Linked DNA regions of Homo sapiens: region 2 is linked to region 1. A link is an interaction called in ENCODE POLR2A ChIA-PET data of the cell type or tissue named here. Cell type or tissue: PC-9. All regions are shown on one strand. Region 1 overlaps CLASP1 (cytoplasmic linker associated protein 1). Region 2 overlaps CLASP1 (cytoplasmic linker associated protein 1).

What was found. Peaks named below come from ENCODE experiments on the same cell type or tissue, not always from the same donor. Only the 100,000 strongest peaks of a DNase experiment are listed, where the experiment ranks them.
Region 2: POLR2A ChIA-PET joins it to region 1 with 6 read pairs; 2 of 35 experiments call an interaction of 5 or more read pairs at or near these places.

Annotation. Positions count from the first base shown.
Region 1 is chr2:121,565,326-121,573,325 of GRCh38, reverse strand. All of the region lies in intron 2 of CLASP1 (cytoplasmic linker associated protein 1), which reads left to right. Among named protein-coding and RNA genes, the nearest start is that of RNU4ATAC, 38 kb to the right of the region's middle. In PC-9, no CTCF peak of the experiment used is centred here; no DNase peak of the experiment used is centred here.
Region 2 is chr2:121,501,227-121,509,226 of GRCh38, reverse strand. CLASP1 (cytoplasmic linker associated protein 1) reads left to right here. Exons shown (of 41, transcript NM_001395891.1): 8 at 5,993-6,060. Among named protein-coding and RNA genes, the nearest start is that of CLASP1-AS1, 25 kb to the left of the region's middle. In PC-9, no CTCF peak of the experiment used is centred here; a DNase peak (open chromatin) is centred at 4,036; H3K27ac peaks cover 261 bases.

The sequences.
Region 1 (8,000 bases):
TCCTGCTGTCACATTGTTTACACGTTCCTTTGTTTATATTTATTTTGCTTAGAAAACTGTGTTTTCAGCTGGGCGCGGTGGCTCACGCCTGTAATCCCAGCACTTGGGGAGGCTGAGGTGGGTGAATCACCTGAGGTCAGGAGTTCAAGACCAGCCTGGGCAACATGGCAAAACCCCATCTCTACTAAAAATACAAAAACTAGCTGGGCGTGGTGGCAGGCACCTGTAATCTTAGCTACTAGAGAGGCCAAGGCAGGAGAATTGCTTGAACCCGGGAGGTGGAGGTTGCAGTGAGCTGAGATTGTACCACTGCACTCTAGCCTGGGCGACAGGACGAGACTCCATCTTAAAAACAAAACAAAACTGTTTTCATGAGCACTGCAGAGTAATTTTAGTTCAGCTCTGGGTTAGTGGGACCCAAGCTAGATTTAATACCCTTTCCCTTTTCTCATTGGTCAGAAGAAGATGGTGGATGAACTATGCTTCCTTTCCTCCTTTGTTCTTGTTTAGGTTTGAGGCATGACCAGTCACCATCAATGGAAGTCTGGGGTTAACTTTTAACTTAAAAAAAAATTATCATATATATATTTTTGGTAGAAACGTGGTTTCACCATGTTGCCCAGGCTAGTCTCAAACTTCTGAGCTCAGGTGATCTGCCCTCCTCAGCCTCCCAAAATTCTGGGATTACAGGTGCGTGAGCCACTGCCCTCGGTCCTAACTTTTAACTCTTTATGTTTCAAATGTTCCTCTTTCCCAGCACACACAATCCAGTTGTCAATAAATTTTAGTAGTTTTTTTCTCTGAAATAATAATTTTTTGTCCCCCCCACCCTTAAGAATGTGTGCCTATTTGAAAATGGCAGAAAAGCATGAAGAAAATGTCGTCTTTTTTATTTTTTGAGAAGGAGTCTCGCTCTGCTGCCCAGGCTGGAGTGCATTGGTGCAACCTCGGCTCACTGCAATCTCCGCGTCCCGGGTTCATGCCATTCTCCTGCCTCAGCATCCTGAGTAGCTGGGACTACAGGTGCCCGCCACCATGCCCTGCTAATTTTTTGTATTTTTAGTAGAGACGGGGTTTCACCGTGTTAGCCAGGATCGTCTCGATCTCCTGATCTCGTGATCCACCCGCCTTGGCCTCCCAAAGTGCTGGGATTACAGGCATGAGCCACTGCGCCTGGCCCTATTATTTTATCTGAAGTGTCTACCTGTCAGACCTCTGCCTTTTTTTCTTCTAATTCTGCCTCTGCTATAGGAATCAGATGCCATTTTTCTCTTCCTTAGCCTTTTGAAGCTGCTTTCCAACTAGTTTCCCTCCCTAGGCCAAGTGGCTTTCTTTCTTCCTCTCTCTTTTTTTTTTTGTAATCAGTACTACATCTTTTACAGGTGAGCTTTCTAAAACAGATTTGTTTGTCCATCCCTGCTCCGAAGCCTTGAGTTCTCTGCTGCCTAAACAAGAAAGCCCAAACACCTGAGCATGATACTCAACACCCTCTAATATTTTTGTCCTAAACATGCCATTCTTTGCTTTTCTTCCACCACGTTCCCTCCATACTGTAGCCACACTGATTTGGTGCATCCTCCTGCCACCCCATTCTCTTTCCTCGGTATGGATTGCCTCTTGTTGGCCTTGTGAAACTTCTTTTCATGATTGAAGACTCAGCTTAAATGGTATGGCTCCTGTGAAGCCTGTGCTAATTTTTCCCAGTTAAAATTGCTTGCTCCCATACCACTGAGCCCACACCACACTTTGCCAGACCATGTTTTGCTTTGTGTTGTTGCCATTTGCTACTTGTTTCAACTATAATATTGATATTTTTGCAGAAGAGGGCCATAGTTTGATTTTTCTTTGTGTGTCTGAACCCGTTGCTTGCACAGCAGTACCCAGCATATAGTAACTGCTTATGAAATTTAATTATATTAGCTTGGGCAACATGGTGAAAGCCCATCTCTACCAAAGCAAAACAAAACAAAACAAATCAAAAAACTAGCTGGGCATGGTGGCACACACCTACAATCCCAGCTACTTGGGAGGCCGAGGTGGGAGGATTGCTTGAGCCTGGGAGGCAGAGATTGTGGTGAGCCAAGATCACACTACTGTACTCCAGCCTGGGTGACAGAGTGAGACCCATCCCAAAAGAAAAAAACCAAAAACTAAATAAATAAATTTAATTATATTAAGCTGCATAATAAGTGTCTCCTGCTTGCTTGTATTTGAGGTGGCCTTTTGTGTTTTTTGCTTAATGTGCCTTGTCATTAAAAAAACAGAAATCCCTGTGACAATTTCCTCTCTTATAGTCATATCCCAATTCAGTATAGCTTTATGAGAGGGATGAATTTGTAGCCATGGTTCTGTAAGGCAGGAAGATTCTAATGGGCATCCAAATCCCGTGGGTGACTTTCATTTCTCATGAGAATGAAGTGGGGAGGGGTAAGCGAGTGGGAGGGGACACCTGGGAATCAGCCAGGAATATTCCTTGTTTCCTTCATATCCAGTAAATCCAGAAAATGAGTTTTAGTTGGATGAAAGCCTTGGCATCCATCCTAACCTTTGTTACTAATTGAAGAACTTGAATTTAAATTGTGATTTGTTCTCAGAAAATTCCAAATAGAAAACTCATGGTATTATATCATACAGGGTCCCAGTGAAGGAAATCTAGAAATTCTAGTTTTCACACTGTAGAAGGAATATTGATACACTCACCCTCTCTTGCCTTTTGAAGGGAGAAGCCGGGCTCCCTGATATTGAAAACTACATGCTTGCTGTGAGAGAGGATGCATGGTAGGCTGAAAGCCTCATGGATCATTAAGAGTTCACTAGATTCTGCCTGCAGCTGTTAGAAAATGAACAATCAGGCATGTGGGAGTCTACCATGTTGCTGAAATGCTCAGCATGAATGACTTTAGCCACAGAGATATTTTTCACTTTGAGAAGGAAAACCTTTTTACACAAGAGAAGATTGGCTTTATGTTTAAGAAACAGTGTTCTACTTAGTGGTGCACTGAATTCTAGATCACATTTTGGTCATACTTCTTCCTCCCACCCTAGTGATAGTCTCCAGCAATAAAAAGGAGAGGCACTTTTTACTTCGTTAACAAGATTGTGCCACCTGTCTCTTTCCTTTGGGAGTTGGGTGGGGAGGGAAAGAAGGAGGGAGAGAGGAGAGAACAGACTGATATGCTAGAGGCCTCTTGGAAAGAAGTGAGTGCATATTAGTGATATTTAGACACTTGGATGCCCCCCTTTTTTAACTTTTATCCTTAACACAGAAACTAAAACAGCAAATATCTTCCTTTGACAGATGCAGAAACTGAGGCACATAGAGGAATTAATTTGCTCAAAGTTACACCAGTAGTAAGTGGCAGAATCTAGTCCAGAGTCTGCACTCTTAACCACTATGTGCTATTGTCACATCAGCACAGTTTACAAACAAGGTTGGCCATGGTGAGCCTCCAGTGCACACAGCATTCCAAGTAATCTTTTTTTTTTTGAGACAGAGTCTCCCTCTTTGCCAGGCTGGAGTGCAGTGCTGCAATCTTGGCTCACTGCAGCCTTGGCCTCCTGGGTTCAAGCGATTCTCCTGCCTCAGCCTCCCGAGTAGCTGGGACTACAGGCACGCACCACCACGCCCTGCTAACTTTTTATATCCCATTTCATCATGTTGGTCAGGCTGGTCTCAAACTCCTGATCTCAGGTGATTTGCCCTCCTTGGCCTCCCAAAGTGCTGGGATTACAGGTGTGAGCCACCACGTCCGGCCGTAAGAAATCTTTTAACATCATAAATTGGGTTCTATCACTTGTCAGCCTAACCTTCTCCAGTGTCTTCCCATTACACTTAAAATAAAATTAAAACATTTACTTTAAAGGGTTAATGACCTTGTGCCGAAGGCCTAGCCCTAGCTGTCTCTTGGCCTTGTTCTCATTCCTGCTGTCTTTTACTGTCCTCCAGCCGCCCTGATCTCTGTCTCTAGATTGTGCTTCAGAGGGCTTTCTAATGGTTAGTTGGCTTTCTCCCGATCTCTGTGTTATGAGCTATATCCTATCATTTGGGTCTCAGCTTAAACTCACTGTTTAGAAACCTTCTGTGACGTCCCTAGCTAAAATAGTCTCTACCCTCAGTCAATTACTTTGCCACTATTTGAAATTCCTTCTACTTGAATGTAAGATTCTTGAGGCAGAGACCTCTTATGGCAGTTTAGGAAGACAGGCAAAGTCATTAGCGTCTCTATTGCCTAAAACAGTGCTTGGGACATGGTGGCCACTCAATAAATATTTATTGAGTAAATTAACATAATGAGGGATTGAACATTTATATCTCCGGAAGGCACATGGCTTTCCTGAGAGCAACTTTTACATCCCTCTGGCTTAACAGATATATGACACCAGCTCAGGACAGCCAGAGGCTACCCTATCAATTCTATTCCTCCAAACTATTCCTGCCACCTCCCTAACTAAAACTTGTGGAGAAGTTTGTCTCCCCAGTGTCTCAGCAGTAAGTGAAGGTAGGGGAAGACCAAGGACCTGGATATGACAGAGTTCTCCTCTGATTTGCTCTATTTTATAGGACCCTGGAAAGCAACTCTTGGACTTGAGCTTCACACAATGGCTATATTTGTAATGGTGACTTCAAGAAAAGCCAAACTCTAGAGTATTCTCTATAATTGAAATATCTAGTACATTTTAGGAGATTTCCATTAACTAAATGGAAACTTAAGACATTTAGAATCAGTCCTCAGTTATGTGGAAAAATCCTTTCTCCGGATAGACTCATTCCTTCTTTCAGTTGTGAGCGTGTTACTTGCTTAGTGCTGGGCAGTCTTCACTAAAGTTGGGTTATGGTTATTAAAGAAATGTTTGTTTCATTTGTTCTTTTGCTCGTCTAGAATACAACACATTTCTTATTTGAAATCAAAGGCTGAGTTTTCTGAGGGTCATTTGTTATCTGATTAGACTGCCCCAGTGTGAGGACCAGGGGCTCTGAAGGCCACTGACCACCCCTCTCTGGTCCAGTGGTTACAATTGCCCCCAGGGTTCCGGGAGGGGTGGAAGCTAGGTCTCTTTGACCCCTGCTTAGCAGTAATGTGCTGTCTCTGAACTCTGAATCATACTGAACCAATTCTGGCTGGACGTCATTAGCCACCCCTGTCCATTATTGATTCAGCCCTGAGTCTGAGAGCACAGTACACATCTGTCTGAAGCCCTCTAGACGAGTGGATGAATCCTCCCTCTGTTCTGTACTGGTGCTGTTCAATGCATGTTAGAAACTGGATACTCTGATGACATCCTGAAAGTGTATAAAGCCTTGATCTTTCTCTGTTTTTGATTCATGGATGTAAAAGCATGAAAATCTTAGAAGTTAACCAGTCCACCGAAACTTTACCAGCTTCCCAACCCCATCTAGGAAGATAGAAGTAGTCACATAAAGAAAGAGACTTTATAACTTCTTAGCCAAGATAAATCACTAAACTCTGATATCGTGTATTTGTATTATGTGGCGCTCCAAAGGTATTTCTTTTCTTTCCTAACACCTCTTTGTAGTCCAGATTTGTCTTTAGATTTCATGGCTTAGTCATAGCATGATGAGAGGATAATTAGGGTAGAGATTTATTTGCCCGTTTCACACATTTTGTGTTTGTGTGTATGTGAAGATAAGATGTGCCAGGGAGTTAAAGGGAGAAAAATTCTATTCCCTGCCTTCAAACTAGTGATTATAGCAGAGGAGACGTTTGCACGGGAGGACCTCGTGTCGTACATTACAGCCAACCAGTTACAAGAGATGCAGAGTGCTGAGTCCAGGCTGCCCTTCTGTGGGAGGTAACTAGCGAAAGCTTCTGGAAATGGTGGCCCTGGAGCTGGATCTTATAAGATAGGCAGGATTTGGTCATGTAGAAGTAAACTTTCCAGGTGGAAATAGTGCCGAGCAATGCTGGAGCAGTCTGGAGAAGTTCCACTTTGGCCCATGGATCATGTGTACTGAAGCTCTGGGGTACTCTCCTTCCCCCTATTCTTGGGAAGCTCCCAGAGGGCAAGGGCTTTGTTTTGTTCAGTCTGTATGCTGAGCATCAGGACAGGACAGTGCCTGGCCCACAGCGGTGCTCGACTGTTTGTTCAGTGAGTGGAAGAAGCTGAGGATAATGAAAGTAGCTAACGTTTATGGAACAGTTCTGCATACTAGGCCTGTGCAGAGCTCTTTTAGGCAAATTGTTTTCCTTCATCCTCACAACCATCTTGTTAGTTGCTGTTGTAATTCCCCTTTAATAGGTGAAGATAAGTGGTAGAGCTGGCATCTGAAATGGGGCTATCTGTGTTCAGAACCCAAACTCTTCCCCTGAACTATGCTTCCTAGAGAGAGATTGGTGCCCAGCCTCAGAGGGCGTGAAGGCCACACCAGGGCTGTTAAGCTGTTTTTTAAGCAGGCTCTGAGGGTTCATTGAAGGTTTTTGAGCAGGCTTCTAGGGTGTTCCAAGTTGTGTCTTGGAAAGTAAAAAAATTATGGTGGTGTCTCAGCCAACTTGGGGATGAGTAAGAGGTTCCTAGAAAATAGTCCAGTGGGTAAGAGGTAATGAGATTGAGGATGGATTACTGGAATGTTAGGGGAACTAGTTGGGTACTAGTTTGAGCATTTGGCATTGGTAGGTAGTTATTATCAAAATTACTAGTGGCATCTGAAAGTAATTTAAGACATGAGCTTGTGCTTTGCACACAGTAAATCCTCAATAAAATGATTATAGTTTGTCTACAATGCTTACTGTTTTGGAGCTTTGAATCTCGCTCACCTAAGGAAGTCCTGTTTGCAGACATCTTGGGCATTTTGCTTATAAACAATATTTCTTTAGTTCTCTGCTATAGTTCTACTTGAAAACCCAGTCTTTCAAGAAAAACAAGAGAGGACCAAGTTGTTTCCACTTATTGCTTACGTTTTACAGACTATTACTTTTAACACAAAATATGGTGCAGCACAGAACACATTACAGAGCAATACAGTTTGCAAAGTAATTACAGGATTTATAAACATGGGAATTCACATTATACACCTAGCATGTGATCTGATAACGGGGTCCAAGAAATGCAAGGCACCTTGAGGTCTGGCCTGTGGTCCCACTGCTTTCGTCCCCATTTCTCTTTTTGCACCCACACATCTACCCCCTCTTGTGGGAGGACTTTGAGATGATTGCTTCAGAGGCACCTGAATAGTTTATAGGCTGGTCTCATTAGAATTGTTTGGTAGCTTGGATTAAAGCAGTGAAATGTGAGAAGGGTGCTGGAGGTCCATTAATAGGACTCACAGCTGTCAGTCTCAGAGCCCAGTGCTAGCTCCTGCTGTGTGCTTGTTTCTGGCCGTCCCTGAAACAACCCTGCAAGAAAGTTCACTTGTGCTTTTTGGGTGTTTTCTCTTCGGAAAAGAGATAAATCCTAGGGCCCTTGTTTTAGTACCTTACCTGTGGATAACTACAGCAAACTGATGCAAACAGGGAAAGGACTTAGAACAAGTTTTAGGGCCGTTCTGCTCTTAATGTGTGTTCTGACTGTCAGTATTGCTGTCAGCATCTAGACTTGAGCATGCAGATCTGCTGATCATGCCTGATGATCTTTGATTTGAGTTGCTAAGTCAGATAATGCCAGAATTGGAGCGGCCTAGTGAAAAAAGGCTCTGGGCTCACAGTATGGGGCATCAGCTGTCTCTGCAGCTCTCAGGGCTCTGACAGCCTGTCCCTGCCAAGGGAGGGATGAGCATGGAAGGTCACAGCAAGTTCAGTGGGAAAGTGGCTTCAGGGCAGAGCTTTGGTTGGCTGTGGATGTGGAGGAAGTTCATTTCAAAGCTCATTTAGAGAGGGTTTAAAAACAAATTTCTTAAAAAAAGTGCATCTCCTTTTATGTGAACACAGCTGCTGCATGGGGCTGTGATAGTGCCTCCTGGACTTGTGCAACAAGGCAGCCCTGGTAGAAATACTATACCGATTGCTTTTGGCAAATTTGATTTACTGGAGAAAGTAGTCACATGA
Region 2 (8,000 bases), 64 kb after region 1:
TTCAGCTTGGGTGACAGAGAGAGACCCTGTCTTAAAAAAGAAGAATCTGTATTCTAATATTGTTTGTTTGAATGTCTTATAGATGTTTGTTCTAGTTGGATTATAGTGTCATTGAAGTCTTATTTTCTGGTTGATCCTCTTTCTGGTTTTTAAAATCCATTAAGGAATGTACATATTGAAGTTTCCAGTTAATACTGTTGAATTATCTATTTCTCTCTTCAGTTGTCACTTTTTGCTTCCTGTATTTTGGGCTCTGTTCTTAGGTGCATATATGTTTATAATTGTTATGATCCCCTGAGCACTGACTCTTTTACTATTGTAAAATGTCTGTCTTTGTGCACAGAGAGAAGTTTTGTCTTAAGGTCTGTGTTACTTGTTATCACTATAACCATTCTAGCTCTCTTTTGTGTACTGTTTGCATGAAATATCTTTTTCCATCCTTTACTTTTCAACCACTTTGTGACTTTGAATCTTAAGTGTCTCTTAGACTGGGTGTGGTGGCATGTACCCCCAGTTCCAGCTACTGGGGAAGCTGAGGCAGGAGGATGACTTAAGCTCTAGTTCAGCCTTGGCAACCTAGTGAAACCCCATCTTTTATAAAAAAAATAAATACAGTGAGTCTCTTGTAGACACTATAAAGTTGAGTCTTATTTGTTTATGCAGTCTGACTTTTTTTAACTTTCCATTGGTTTAATCTATTTATATTTAATGTAGTACTGGCAAGGTAGAATTTATGTCTGCAGGTGTGCTATTTATGTTCTATATGTCATGACTTGTTTCTTTGTTCCTCTGTTACTGCGTTATTTTGTGTTAAATAGATATTTTCTAGTGTACTACTATAACTTGCTGTTTATTTTAGTTTTTTGGGGGGAATTATTCGCAGTTGCTCTGGGGCTTGCAATTAACATCTTAACTTTAAACAGTCTAGTTTAAATTGATACTATTTAATTTCAGTATTAAAAACTTCTACTTAGCTCTGTTTTCTTCTTTTTTTGCTATTGTCATGCAAATTACATCTTTATACATTATAAGCCCACCAGTGCATATAGTTCTATAATTATTGCTTTATGCAGTTTCTTTTTAAGTTATGTAGGACAAGAAAAGAGCTAAGAACAAAAAATACTTTTATACTATATTTTATATTTACCTATGTAGTTATTTTTACTTTTTTTTTTATTTCTTCATGTGGATTTGAGCTGTTGTACAGTGTCCTTTCATTTCAACCCAAAGGACTGTTGTTTTTCATTTATCTGGTAATATCTTAAGTTCTCTTTTGTTTTTGGTGAATAGTTTTGTTACATACAGAATTCTTGGTTGATTGTCTTTTTTAATTTCAGAACTTTGAATATATTATCTATTCCCACCCTGCTCCACTCTGGCTTTCATGGTTTCTCATGAGAAATCAGATATTGACCTTTTTGAGGATCCCTTGTGCACAATGAGTGGGTTCTCCATTGTTGCTTTGAAGATTTTCTCTTTGTCTTCTCTTGTGACAGTTTGGTTATTGTGTCTAGATTTGGATCTCTTTAAGTTTATCCTGTTTGGAGTAGCTTGTTAAATATATAGATTGTTTTATATCAAATTTGTGAAGTTTTTAGCCATTATTCTTCATATATCTTTTTTTGATAATTTTTCAACGTGGTAGATGCCTGAGGCAACGATAACAACTAGGGCAAAGTATCTGACCCAAAAAGTCCTTTGAAAAGTACCGTATCTCCTTTTCTTTTTTCTGTTTTCCTGGGACTTCTGTTATGTGACTATGTTGGTACATTGGTTTTGTAAGATGATCTCTTAGACTCTGTTCATTGTTTTTGTTTGTTTCTGTTACTTAGGTAGGATATGGTATCATTTGACTGATCTTCAAATTTGTTGATTCCTTCTTGTCTCAGCTCAAATCTGTTGAACTCCTCCTGGTGAATTTTTAATTTCAGTTATTGTATTTTTCATCTCCAGAATTTCTGTATGGTTCTTTTAAATATATTCTTTCTGTTTGTTGTTTTTCTCTATTTGGTGAGACATTGTTCTTACACTTTAATTCTTCAGAAATAGTTTTCTTTAGATCTTTCGACATATTTATATTAGTTGACTTGAAGTCTTCATTGAGTTAAGGCAATGTATAGGTGTCCTTAAAAATAGTTTTTGTTGACTGATTTTTATTTCCTTTGTATGGGCCATATTTTCTTGTTTCTTTGTCTCATCATTTGTTGTTGAAACTGGACACTTGAAATAATATATTGTGGCAACTCAGGAAATCATATTCTTTCCCCTCCCCAGATTTTTTGTTGTTGCTTTTTATTGTTTTTGTTGCTTATTTTGTTCTAGTGACTTTCCTGAAAGAATTCCTTAAAGTCTTTGTTCTTTGTTATATGTTGCCACTGAATTCTCTGGTTGGTTAGCTTAGCGGTGAGCTAATGATTGAACAGAGATTTCCTTAAACATGTTGAACCAGTAAGTCTCCCAGCCTCTACTGACTGGCTCTGTGTTTTGGGGGCATGCTTTCAGTGCTCTGAAAGGTGTTTTGCACCTCTGTCTTCCTTTTTACTTCCTGCTTGTTCAGAGTGTCAAAGTCAGCCAGTGGGGACATTAGAGGCTTCAGGGGTCTTTCCTGGGCCTGTGCATGTGCACAGCCTTGCACATATACGTGACCTCCCAGGTTCCCAGGAGTATGTCAGTGTTTTCAAAGTTTGCTGTGGACATCTCAATTTCTACCCCTCCTTCCCCCCACCTTTTTTTTTTCCTATTTTTGGTCAGCTTCTTTGCCCCAGTTGTTATTTCTGTCTTGGGTATCCGCCATGTTGAACAGTTGTCACTGGTTAGTTTTGATCATCGCCTCAGGGAAAAGGCCTCTAACATTGAACAAGCTCTAAGTCAGGTCAGATAAAGACAAGCCCTGCAACTGGGCTTGCAGGGATGTGCCAGATAGGTGGAATGATAGTTCTTTGGGAATGGGGACTTTTAGGGAGCTCCAGACTTGGGAACTTCAGCTCTTTCTAGTGGCTGCCAGGCTGCTGGTTTTCACACTTGCCATGATGATAAGTTGATTTGGACGGTTTTTGCCAATGTTTTCTTTGCTTCTTTGAAGCAGATTTTCAAGGGTCCTTATTCTGCCATTTTAAAGTGCTACTCTCCTGTTTTATGATCACAATATTTTCTCTTATCTCTTTGGAAGCACTAATGACATTTTTAAAAAAACTTTTTCTTTCTCTTTAAAATCTCTTCTGTCCTCCAAGTTTGGATTTTTAAGTATGTGTTTATGTTGATTTCTCTTTTTCATGCTAGAAGCTCTGAGTATATGGATGCAGCTTATTGACTGAGATTGCCGTGATTAAGTATTTGCTTCCAGGAAATTATTTAAAATTTATATATAAAATTTTCTAGGAAGGAACTAATTTGAACTAAATCTTATAGTAAAATAAATTCTAATTGGATTGAAGAGTTTAATATGGAAATTTAAATTCAGAAAAAATAGAGGAAGATGGTGGTTGTCAAACCAGTAAAGAAATTTATTTTAAATGGAAATCCAGAGATTTAAAATAAAACAATTTAGTGGCCTCAGAGGGTAATCATTAGTTATGTATTCAATGTCTTTGAATATATAAAACTCATCCTTTTAGATTTGTGTGAATCAGTAGGTCCCAAGAGAGACATTTTATATTTTTGTGCTCAGAGCTAGCAAACAAAAACCAGTCCTTTCATTCCTAAGGATGCTTTGTTGGTGTTAGACTGTCTCTTTAGGTGGTAACCTTGATAGGAGCTGTTGTAGCAGCATTAATGAGCAGAGAATGAGGGAGCTAGTGAGGCAGGAGAGTAAAAGCGGAGGGAATTCTGAATTAAGGTGGACATACTAGTAATAGTTATGTTTATAGTGTTCTCATACCTAGTTGTTCAGGCTTGCCAGGTCGTGGGTAATGTGACCACAGTGAGAATGCCTCACCACTGAGAAAGAATCTGCAGACTCGTACACAATTACCATTTAGAATGGTGAATACTCTCCCAGGAATGAAAGAAATACTTGCCTTCTTCCAGTAATTTCAGGAACAGCCAGACTAGAGGTATACCTTGGCTCTAACTTGCAGACTTGCAGACATGCTCACATCAGAGGGTGTGGTTGTGACACAATCAAGTAGTGCCTTAGTGAGGGCATGCCCTGGCAACCGGTGTCATGATATTATTTATGAGTTTGTCAAGCCATTGGAGATCTTTGTTACTTTTAAAAAGGGAAGATAATGGAAACATCATAAGAAACACAATCATGTAAGGCATCTTTCCAGTTCTTTAGTAACTGCTGGATTTGAAAGTGAGTTATAGTTTTATTCATATCTGGTCCTGAGGTGGCAATTGGAGTTTTATTCAGTGCCAGCTTTAACGAATGGGTAGTGGCTGCCTGGAATAGTTTTGAGAAGGATTCTGAGGGAACATCTGGGCTTGGTGGAAAGATGGCTTGAAAAGATTGTTGGTGTCTCCTATGGAATGGGGGGAGGCAGTGCATCAGGCTGGTTCATCCCCCTCATTTGCTGATGTGTAATTTTGTCCTCTCTGTTACTTAGAGCATAAGCTCCAGAGGGTAAGAACTCACTAGCTCGGTGTTGGGCACATAATGGGCACTCAAGTATTTTTGAGTGAATGAACAAATGAATGAACTAACACCAGAGCTTGTGTGAATACCTACAGTTTTCCAGAGTGAGGAGTTAGGTTCCAGCTGTCTAACATAGTGATGTAACTCTCCTGAGTGAGTGTCTGCATGGCATACATAGTGTTTGGTACAAATACCAAAAGAATGTAGCTCACATCTCTACCCCTAAGGAGCTTCCATTCGCTTGAGAAGAAAAGGCAAACATATTTGAAATGATGAGAGCTGGCAGGATAGGATGGTGTGTTAAAAAGCACTTAAAATGTCCCTAAAATTGAATGCACAGATACATTGCTTTGGAATCTCAACACTTACTCCAGTATACCTGTGAGAAAGCCTCTTTTTTCTTTCTTTTTTTTTTTTTGAGACGGAGTTTCGCTCTTGTTGCCCAGGCTGGAGTGCAGTGGCACGGTCTCGGCTCATTGCAGCCTCTGTCTCCCGGGTTCAAGCAATTCTCCTGCCTCAGCCTCCCTAGCAGCTGGGATTACAGGCACCCACCACCACACCCAGCTAATTTTTTGTATTTTTAGTAGAGATGGGATTTCACTATGTTGGCCAGGCTGGTCTCAAACTCCTGACCTCAGGCGATCCACCTGCTTCAGCCTCCCAAAGTGCTGGGATTACAGTAATGAGCCACCATGCCCGGCTCAAGAAAGCCTCTTTTTTCTTAACTTTTTCTACTAATTATGATTGCATTCTCCCACCTTTTCCTTTCATTTTTGGTGTCACTAGGATGGAATATTTAGACTGGTTAAGGAATTTTGCTTTAATTTAAATGCCAAGGTGAAATGATCCATTAATAGAAAATAAATGTAATACAGATTTTTTTTTAAGCTGAAGATTATCCAGTCACAGCATTTGTTTCTAGAGAAATCATTTATAGCATTTTTGGATTAAGCATGAATCACAGCAATAAGCACAAGCCTTTGTAACGTACTATTAGTGCATTTTGAAAAGCTCCATCCCAAGTTATTGATAGTCTGCGCTAAGAAAGAAAGAGGAGAAACACACACTTCTCATAAGATACACATTTTGTGTAGAGTAGTCAGTAATGTCAGAGAGCAGGGGCTCTGGATTACTACTCTCAGGGCTAGAATCTCCACCCCACACCTGTGTCACCTCAAGGAGATTAAATGAGATCTTTCAGATAGACTTCTAGGCCCATTCTTTACCCATAGTAAGTGCTCAGTTATTGTTGGCTATTGTTAATGTTATTGATTGAGTCACTGTTTTGTTACTAGGTGGGTCTGTACCATTGTTTTTTTTGATGGGGAGTGGGGATCAACTTCACATTAGCATTTTAATATAATTGGCTATGAGCAGTGATGGTTAATAGTTTGTTTACATTTTTCTTTCATACAGGTTGAATGTAATTTTTACAAAATTTGATGAAGTCCAGAAATCTGGAAACATGATACAATCTGCAAATGGTGAGTAGAAAAAGCAATCCCTACTTTTGCTTTTTCAGTTTTACATTCGCATCATTTATGTTATATGTGAAGAGCTGAATTAGGTAATTTAGTAAGAGTTTCTAAGTCTTAAAACTTAACCTCCATTCACCCAGTTTTCCAGGCCAGAAACAATGCAGTGAATCATCACTGACTTTCTTTCATAACCTGTATTGAATTTATTAGCGAATCCTGTTGGCTTTACTTTTAAAACTGCGTCCTGAATCCCAGGAACTCTCATCATCACTGCTGCTGTCTTCCTAGCACAAGCTGTCATGGTATTTTACCTGGGCTCTTGTGTTTCCCTCCTAAACAGTATCTTTTCTTCTACTGTTTCCCCATGCCTAAAGTCTGTTTTTCATATAGCAACCAGAGTAATCCTTTCAGAATACAAGTCGGGTGGTGTTAATCTTCTTCCTAATCCTCCAAAGACTTCCCATCACACCCAGGCTACAATTCACCAACTCACCATGGCCCACTGGGCCTTGCGTGATCTGGCACCCACCGCCATTCTGATGTCATTTGAATCGTTCTTTGTGAAATTTCTCTTTGCTCTAGCCACGTTTGACCTCCTTGCTAATTTTGAACATTCTGAGCATCTCCTGCTTCAGGACCTCTGTGCTTGTAATTCCTTCTGCCTGAAGTATTTGCCCTGTGGGTATCATTATGGCCTCATCCCTCCTCCCTCATACAGTATCTCACTTCATACAGTATCACTGCATTACTGAGGCCACCAGAATAGCATGTCCAGGGTTCTGAGGGAACGCTCTGTGCCCTCACCCTGTTTGAGTTTTCTTTGCATGTATCACTAGAAAAATATGTGTTTACTCATGAGAGCAGGACCTTTACTTTATTCCCTTTATTGTTCTTTATTTTTTTTCTCAATGAGCATAAATTCAACGCCTTGAAGAGTCCCTGGCTTGTGATAGGTGTGCAGTAAGTATTGTTGAATAAATAAAGTAATGATTTTGATGTCAATTGTAGTCTATTGTTGCCAGTTCCTGTATTCCTTTCACTATACTTTGTGATGATATTTGAGAACTAGTGGGTAATTCTTGTGATTCCAGAAGGAGAGGAAAAGACAGGAGTGAATTACTCCTGTATGAAGGAAAAAATATCAAAAAGTTAATTGCTGAGAAAAACTTTTTCTAACTCTGGATACCTCATTGTATCATAGCTAAGCTATTTTAGAATTTTTAGGTATCTTAGATTACAACCAGTACTGAATTCATTAATCCTGTTGGATTAACTTTTAAAACTGCACCCCGAATCCCAGTAATTCTCCTCATCATTACTACTGTCTTCCTAGTACAAGCCTTCACATTTTGAATATCTTGAGATTGTAAAGAGAAGTCTGAGCGCTTTTCCTCAAAGTAACTTGATACATAAGGGCAGAGCAGGTAATAGCATGCAAGTCTTTTGACTCACACTCTGCTGTGTACCTATTATTATTCCAAAGGAATTTTTCTTTGAACAGCATGTTTCCTATATAAAATACCTAAAGTGATCTAAAAATGCTTTCATTAATCCTCCTTATTTCTTTTTCATAGATTGTAAGAAATAATAGAAAATTGATATCATAATTCAGCTATTACCATCAAAAATCATTTTCGCTATATTTTCTTAGTTCATTTTCCTGTAACTGTATAATTTGTATATAATTTTAACTATGGTGTAATTTTCTCTCCTTTACCCTGTACTTTAGCTTACATACTTTCAGCTTTTAAAAACATATCATTGGTAGAGCTGGGGCCAGAATTCTGGCATCTGAGTGGTGCACTCGTGATGAGTGGGGTTGCTGGGTGTCCACAGGCAGGTCTTCACAGGCAGTTAGTTGCTGGACATGTGGCTTTTACTTTTGTGTGGGTGTATTTGTGTCATTTGTGTGGTTTCTCAGTTTAAAAATTGTTGGCACTAGGACA